2 separate regions of the Homo sapiens genome follow, and region 1 is linked to region 2. The links are chromatin contacts, found by Hi-C or POLR2A ChIA-PET in ENCODE. All regions are on one chromosome and are shown on one strand. The core of a region is the stretch at or near the end of the contact, and the rest is flanking DNA. Distances in the headings are between cores, read along the strand shown.

Region 1 (3,901 bases), core at 347-2,846, 320 kb before region 2:
GGCCTCTGAAACTTCTGACCAACTAGCTTGAAGTTGAGATTCCCAGGAATCCCCTCTTTGGGTTTGATTAATTTTCTGGAGCAGCTCACAGAATTCAGGGAAACACTTAAATTTACTTGTTTATTATAAGGAATATTACTAAGAATACAGATGAAGAAACACATAGGGAGAGACATAGGGGAAGGGATGCAGAGTTCCATGCCCTCCCTGGGCTCCACCCTCCAGGAGCCTCCATGTGTTCAGCTATCTAGAAGCTCCCTGAACCCAGTCCTCTTGGATTTTTATGGAAACTTCGTGACATCAGCATTCCTTCCCCCAGGGTATGAGGCGAGGCCCTCATCGGGGAGACTCTTAAGACCCACAATCAGAAAGACAGGGAACATTAGAATCCTGCCTTGGGTCAGGTAAAAGGAATGCAGGAAAGAGATTATTTCCTGAGGCCTGCCCCTGAGACCTAACACACCCAGCATTATAACGAAAGACTGTAACAAGGGATGTGGGAGTTATGAACCAGGAACTAACTGTGAAGGAGAACATCATCGACTGTGCCAAACGAGCTCAGATGTCCAGGAAGGGGCTGACTAAAATGCATTATTTGAATATCATGATGCAGAAGATATATATATCTATATATCTATATAGATAGATGAAAACAAATATGTATATTTTCTATAATGTTCTATAACACAAGAAGTTTCCCAAACATTTATTTACATTGTTTGTTTATTCCCAAATATTTATATTTCCCAAATACGACAGCAGGGAGACTGAGAAATCACAAAGGACAGATGAGAGCGATGTTACTTAATGCCACAGAACAGGACATCATTTAAAGGAGTTACTCAAAGTGTTTCAGTTACTGCCATTAGGAACTCCTAAGCCCCTCGGCAGTGTGGGTGGTACGGGGTAGGTGTTGAGGTTAGCAGCACCCACAGGCTTCTCTTCACGCAGGATATGCTATATAGTGAATCGGTATCAAGACTGGAGGAAGGTAAGGGTTTCCAGAAAACCACCTTCAGGCCATGGTTTGGAGTAGTCTTATTGAAGTTTACAGAATCAAAAGTTACAGATAATTAGGAGGCATTGAAATACAGACCTGTTTTCTTTTTTCTTTCTTTCTTTTTTTTTTTTTTTTTTGAGACGGAGTCTCACTCTGTTACCCAAGCTGGAGTGCAGTGGTGAGATCTCGGCTCACTGCAACCTCTGCCTCCTGGGTTCAAGTGATTCTTCTGCCTCAGCCTCCCAAGTAGCTGGGACTACAGGCGCACCCCACCACACCTGCCTAATTTTTGTATTTTCAGTAGAGATGGGTTTCCACACATTGGCCAGGCTGGTCTCAAACTCCTGACCTCGTGATCTGCCCGCCTTGGACTCCCAAGTACTAGGATTACAGGCATGAGCCACTGTGCCCAGCTGACCCAGTTTCTACGACCAGTTTAGCCACAAAGTAGACATGTAACCAGAGGAAAGTGACTTAACCTCCTAGGGCCTCAGCTTCCCATATTACACACCCCTGGGATGAGAATGATAGGAGGTGTAGCGGGGTTGAGCTGGATAATATAAGGTTCCTTACAGCTCTAGACATTTATGATTTAACATTTTTTATGGATTGCTAATGCTGCTTTTTTTTTTGTTTTAAATGTCAAATTCTTGCATGTATAAGGCCTTGATTCTTTCAGGCCTGGGTTGTGTTGATTTATGGGCATGAGCTAATTCCAGATGACTCATTCTAGAAGTGATTGTGTAAGTATCCTTTACTTAGCTAAACATATGCAACATAAATTCATCTACTATAACATATGTTCTCTCAGAACATGCTACTGGCCAGAGTTATTAGATTTTGTTCACACCATAGATCCTGCTGTATTTTACAGCACTTCAGAATAACAATCATTCTTTTAAAACCCTTCTACACACCTTTGCTGTTTCTGTAAATACACCTGTCCTTTACAAGCATCTGGCTCTTTCTATGCATTCTTCCTCCAGAAATCATAGTATTATAGATTTGGAAAATGCTTGGCCTTCATTTTCCTGTTACAGACTGGTTTAGGTGTCCCTCTTAATTGTTCTTAATGCATTCAGTATATTCATTCATTTCTTAATTCATTAAAAATATGCACCATGCCAGGTGTTGGGGACATTGCAATGAACAAGACAGGCATGGCCCCTGCTCTCATTCAGTCATGTCTAGGGGTAAAGGTAAACCTTGGATAAGTAATAATTGGTGTGCTGACTGTTAAGAAGAACTACAGTGCTATACAAGCTGTATGATCATATTGGGCTTTAACCAATTCCTTGGGAATCAGATTTCTAGATGAAGTGGCATTTAAGTTGAAATCTGAGTAGTGAGTAGGAGTTAGCCAGGCAAAGATGAGGAGGGGGACCACTCCAAGCTGAGAGAACAGCTGAAATGAGAAAGTCCATGCAATATTTTTTTTTTTTTTTTTTTTTTTTACCATAAGAAGATCACACCGGCCAGAATGGAGAGAGGGCTGGGGAGGGTGATTTGACCTGAGTCTAGAGAGGCAGGCACAGATCAGACCAGGATGCTTATGGCAGGCCACGCTAAGGATTTTGGACTTTATCCTTATGGAAGTTGGAAATCATTAAGAGTTTAAAGAGAGATATGATCAAATCTGATATTTTAAATAAAGCTCATTTGGCTGTGATGTGGCAAGTGGGCTGGAGGGCAGGGTGGTGAGAGGAGACACAGGAAGCTCAGTTGGGACATTCCTGCTGTGGTTCAGACGAGAGCTATGTGGGCTTGGACTAGGGCAGTGTGTCTGCTTCAAGGGGAAAGGGTTTGGTGTTTTGTGGAATTTGGGGAATGAGGGAATGTTTCATGAAGCCGAAGGGGAGAGTGTTTTTAAAAGGAGGACATCATCGACTGTGCCAGATGGAGCTGAGATGTCCAGGAAGGGGCTGACTACACTAGAATGCATTATTTGAATATCATGATGTGGAAGATTTTTTGGGGGGGGGGGGCAGACTCTTGCTCTGTCACCCACACTGGAGTGCAGTGGTGTGATCTCAGCTCACTGCAACCTCTACCTCCCGGGTTCAAGTGATTCTCCTGCCTCAGCCTCCCGAGTAGCTGGGACTACAGGTGTGCACCACCACGCCTGGCTAATTTCTTGTATTTTTAGTAGAGATGGGGTTTTGTCATGTTGGCCAGCCTGGTCTCGAACTCCTGGACTCAAGTGATCCGCCCACTTTGGCCTCCCAAAGTGCTGGGATTAGATGTGAGCCACCGCACCCACCCAGAAAGATATTTTTGACCTCAGGAAGAATGCTTTTGGTGGAATGACGAGGGTGAAATCCATAGTGTGTGGCTTAAGGAGTGAATGGAAAGAAGAGGAGGAGAGAGAGGTGGAGAGACTACACCTCTTTCCAGAAGTTTGGCTCTGAAAGTAAAGAGAAAGGGTTAATACTAGATGGTAACAGTAAGTAAAGAAAGAATTGTAGTTTTACAGTTTTTTTGTTTATTTGTTTGTTTGTTTTTTGAGGCAGAGTCTCACTCTGTCGCCAGGCTAGAGTGCAGTGGCATGATCTTGGCTCACTGCAGCCTCTACCTCCCGGGTTCAAGCAATTCTTCTGCCTCAGCCTCCCTAGTAGCTGGGACTATGGGCACGTGCTGCCACGCCTGTCTAATTTTTTTGTATTTTTAGTAGAGACAGGGTTTCACCATGTTGGCCAAGATGGTCTTGATCTTCTGACCTTGTGATCTGCCCACCTTGGCCTCCCAAAGTGCTGGGATTACAGGAGTGAGCCACTGCACCCGGCCAGTTTTACAGTTTTTAAAATGGGAGAAGCTTCCACACATTTAGATGCTAAAGGAAGGAACAGATAGGAAAGATTTAAGAATCAGGAGAGAAAAGAGACAATAGCTTAAGATTCCCGA
Region 2 (4,267 bases), core at 835-3,334:
AGTTCCACATGGTCTACCAGAGAAAACAGACATATGAGGCTGTGCATTCTCATTCAATGGAACAAATGACCACCTGAACAACAGTGTGACCCAGTTTGCTGCAAAAGCAGGAGGGGAGAGGAGGAAAAGGTTGCCACTCACCTCTCTAGTTGGGGAGAGGAGCAGGAAAGAGGAAGGCATCCCAGTGTAATGTATGGTGAACAGCACCAGAATAGCATTCACCAAACAGAGGAAAGCCTGTTCAGAGGTGACAAGTAGACCGGTGTGGCTGACGTGATTGTTCGGAGAAGAGCTATGGAGAATTAGTTGGGTCCTGACTATAAAAATCCATGAATGCCAGGCTAAACGGAGAGCACTTAATCTGCAAACTATCAAACAGGATGGAGGTAAAGGGATGTAGTTCCTTAGAGCAAACTAGTTCTCCAAATTATTACTTTGTTCAAATTAAGTTCCAGGCAGTGCATATATCCTGGTCCTTACAGTTTCCAGGGCAGGTCAACCTTCCTCAGAAGGAAGAACCACCATTGAGCTAGTAAACTTGCATTATTTATGCCTGGTCAATAGATCAGTAACACCTGTAATAGGAGCTCCTGACTGTATAGCTACTTGGTTGTCTTAAAGTAGGAAGTGTGACTCTTGGAAGGAAAGATCATCATAGAACTGGGAAAAATGATGTAGAGCGTTCTTCTGGCAGAATGGTGTCTGAGCAAAGGAAGGCAGGCAAGAGTAGGCAGCTGCTGTAACACCCTCCAAACGAGGCTGTGGAGGAGGTGTTAGATCAGTAATATGTGAGCGCCGTGAAACATCCAAAGGTATGACCCCTGCAAGCCCCCAGTGCGCATCCTCAGAGGTAACCCCCATGATGGTTTTTTGAGTGAAAGCTAGAAAGCTTTCATTAAGCTTTCTAGATCATGCACTGGTAATCACAAACTGTCAAGAACACTTGCAGCTTTCTCCAACTGTGAAAATGCCAGCAGGCCCCCAGACAAGAGCCTGTAAGAAACCTGGCCAGGCCTCAAAGACAGACTGTAACTGTCATTGCCCCACTGTTAGTGCTAATTCCGTGGCCAGTACCACCAGTGGCTTACACAGCAGATAGAACTTTAAGAAGCACGGCACAAAAGCTGTTTGTGCCTGGATAGTGCCATTGTGCTACATTATTGCTACAATCAGAGGATCAGTGATGCCACTACAGCAGTTCCAAGAAATTTTGCTTAGTAACATGGGCTGAGAAGTGAAAAAAACATCACTACCAAGTACCTTTCTCACATTGTTTTCTTCAGATATAAAATTTCTGGTAATTTTAAAGGGGGGGGAAAAACACCTTCAAAGGATTTCCCCTTTATTCACCTTTATCTAGTAACAATGTCAGATCAGTTTCTTTTCAACCAGTCTTCCATTGTAATTACATAAACAGGCAATAGATTAATCCTGAACTAATTTGCAGAGGTTTTGTTTTGTTTTTGAGACAGAGTTTCGCTGTGTCACCCAGGCTGCAGTGCAGTGGCACTATCTCTGTTCACTGCAACCTCCGCCTCCTGGGTTCAAGCGATTCTCATGCCTCAGCCTCCGGAGTAGCTGGGATTACAGATGCCCACCATCGCACCCGGCTAATTTTTGTATTTTTAGTAGAGACAGAGTTTCTCCATGTTAGCCAGGCTGGTCACGAACTCCTGACCTCAGGTGATCCGCCCACCTCGGCCTCCCAAAGTACTGGGATTACAGGTGTGAGCCACCGTGCCTGACCAATTTGCAGAGGTTTTTAAAGAGCACTTTGGATTTTATTAGAATTAGCATGTCCAGTTTAGGATTTACAAAAACAAGTCGATTATACTTTCTTTCAGAAGTATTTTTTTTAAAGACTAACTAAATGCTGCAGAAAATTATTAGTAGAATGCAGGCTTCTTTAATTCTGCTCTTATTTCAGTAAGTCTTTTTAAGTGGGTTGTTGTGTTCTAATTATTATTGAAAGCTGTTTTTAAATGTGCTGGCTCCACGGGCAGGAAGGCACGGACGAGCTGGTGAGTTTCTGCCACCTACTGACAAGTGATGGTAACAGCACATGCTTCTTTTTTAAGCATCCGGGGACCTTTTTTGCTGTCAGCTTACCCACGCAACGTTTATAAGTCAGGTGAAAGTAGAAGCGTTCATTTAAGACTCTCAACTTACTGGGTTTTTTGCTTTGTTTTGTTTTTTGAGTCGAGGGTCTCGCTCTGTCACACAGGCTGGAGTTCAGTGGCTCACGGCCGCCTGAAACTCCTAACCTCAAGCAATCCTCCTGCCTCAACCTCCTGAGTAACTGGGACCACGGGCGCACGCCACCATGACTGGCTAATTTTTAAATTTTTCGTAGAGATAGGGTCTCACTGTGTTGCCCAGGTTGGTCTCAAACTCCTGGGCTCAAGTGATCCTACTGCCTTGGCCTCCCAGAGCACAGGATCACAGGTGTGAGCCACCATGCCTGGCCAAGAGTCTCCAGCGTACTAACAGGGCTATTTGTAGAAGGCAAAACACATTGTGTGATACCATCCACAGCATCTTTATATGGGTAAAATCACGTTTAAATAAATATAAAAGCAACCCAGAGCACAAAGGTTATAAATAGCAACTCAAGGAGGCTGAAGTACCAAGGGACCCATTTGTCATATGGATGTCTTTGTGTGGGAACAGCCTAGGACTAACAGCTGTTTCTGGACCAGCTCATCAAAATTATTTCCTCGGAGTGCCTCTAAAAAATTACTGGGTAAACAGGGAGGAATTGTTCGTGTCTTCTTCAATCTCTATTTAAACACTTTGAAAGTAGTAACTTCTTTTTTTAAAACATTGAGAAATATAACAAAAAAAAAATAAAGTCATATATAATCATTCCACCCAGTGCTAAGTTTTGTTAAAATTATTAAAATATCCAACCAACTTTTCTGTGTATACACACTCCCTGCCAAGGTATGTGATCTTTTTTACATCTTTTTTCTGTATTACAAAATAAGTATATCATCTTTTTATAAATCAAATAAAAATTACCACTTATTGACAAAAATTTAATTTTCTCCTTAATTCTACCCTACCAGAGATAATTATTTTTAACAGTTTGGTATGGTTTTCTAGACTTTTTTCCCTGGGGATCCATTTATATATGGCTGAGGTTATACTCTATGTAAGGTTTTGTGTCCTTCCTTTTTTTTTTTTTTTTTTTTTTGAGACGGAGTTTCACTGTTGCCAGGCTAAAGTGCAGTGGCATGATCTCGGCTCACTGCAACCCCCGCCTCCCAGGTTCAAGCGATTCTCCTGCCTCAGCCTCCCGAGTAGCTGGGATTACAGGTACCCGACACCACACCCGGCTAATTTTGTATTTTTAGTAGAGATAGGGTTTCACCATGTTGGCCAGGATGGCCTGGAACTCCTGACCTCAGGTGATCTGCCCACCTCAGCCTCCTAAAGTGCTGGGATTACAGGTGTGAGCCACCACGTCCAGCCTGTACTGAATTCTTAACTGGAAATCTCATAAAACTTTATTTTTTTTCCTTCAAAAAATTTTTAAAGGATGAAGATTTTTACCTATTTTTATGAAATTATTTTGGTTCCTTCAATAAAACTTTTAGTCTTTAGGCCCCAAGGAATGTAAAGTGCTTTGCTTTGTGATTGGCAGGAAAACAACAGCTGACTAAAGCCAGAAACAACTGATTAAAGTAAAGCTGGGTCACTGACAAGCCTCTGTTGATGAGATTAGTTTCCTCATTTGCTATGCACATGTGACTAGCATGCCTTCGTCCCCACACGTTTATTCATGCTTGACACAGTAGACATCCAAGAAACATTGTCGAATGCACACATGCCATTCACTCAGCCTGGAAGTATCTGTACACCCATGTCTTCATTTTACTGTGGTGAAACTCTGTTATTCAAATGCTACTTTCCTCCATGAAACTATTCTACATTAAATAAGATAGTCTCTCTTTTTTCATTTTAATTATATAGTAATACATTCTCATAAAAATACAGAAAAAAGCAAAGATCTCCTTCTGTCTCTCCACTGCTGTTTGCCTCCCTGATGCATATCAATTTACTGTGTGTTTTCTTTCTTTTTTTTTTTTTTTTCTTTTTCAGACATAGTCTCACTCTGTTACCCAGGCTGGAGTGCAGTGGTGTAATCACGGTTCACTATAGCCTAGACCTCCTGGGCTCAAGCGATCCTCCCACCTCAGCCTCTGAGCAGCTGGGACTACAGGCATGCACCACCACACTTGGCTAATTTTTTTTTTTCTTTTTA

The links. Hi-C counts contacts between places; a loop is a spot of excess contacts on that map. ChIA-PET counts read pairs that join two places held with the same protein, here RNA polymerase II (POLR2A). Pooled maps may share reads with other maps.
Region 1: a map of PC-9 shows a loop between it and region 2 (8-fold over the local background). The contact joins two enhancer-like sites. A Hi-C loop is called at or near these places in 3 of 168 maps with a recorded cell type or tissue (Calu3, PC-3 and PC-9) and 8 of 50 pooled maps. POLR2A ChIA-PET finds 5 or more read pairs at or near these places in 2 of 52 experiments (GM12878 and activated CD4-positive, alpha-beta T cell).

The regions. Positions count from the first base shown.
Region 1 is chr6:25,171,891-25,175,791 of GRCh38, reverse strand. No RefSeq gene overlaps it. Among named protein-coding and RNA genes, the nearest start is that of CARMIL1, 110 kb to the left of the region's middle. RefSeq lists an enhancer at 559-1,059. Within about 2 kb of position 1,596, at least 13 of the 41 ENCODE cell types and tissues checked have a DNase peak (open chromatin) inside an H3K27ac peak, as active enhancers do.
Region 2 is chr6:24,853,953-24,858,219 of GRCh38, reverse strand. The region is part of intron 8 of RIPOR2 (RHO family interacting cell polarization regulator 2); the gene reads left to right. Among named protein-coding and RNA genes, the nearest start is that of ARMH2, 57 kb to the right of the region's middle. RefSeq lists an enhancer at 1,925-2,219. Within about 2 kb of position 2,084, at least 9 of the 41 ENCODE cell types and tissues checked have a DNase peak (open chromatin) inside an H3K27ac peak, as active enhancers do.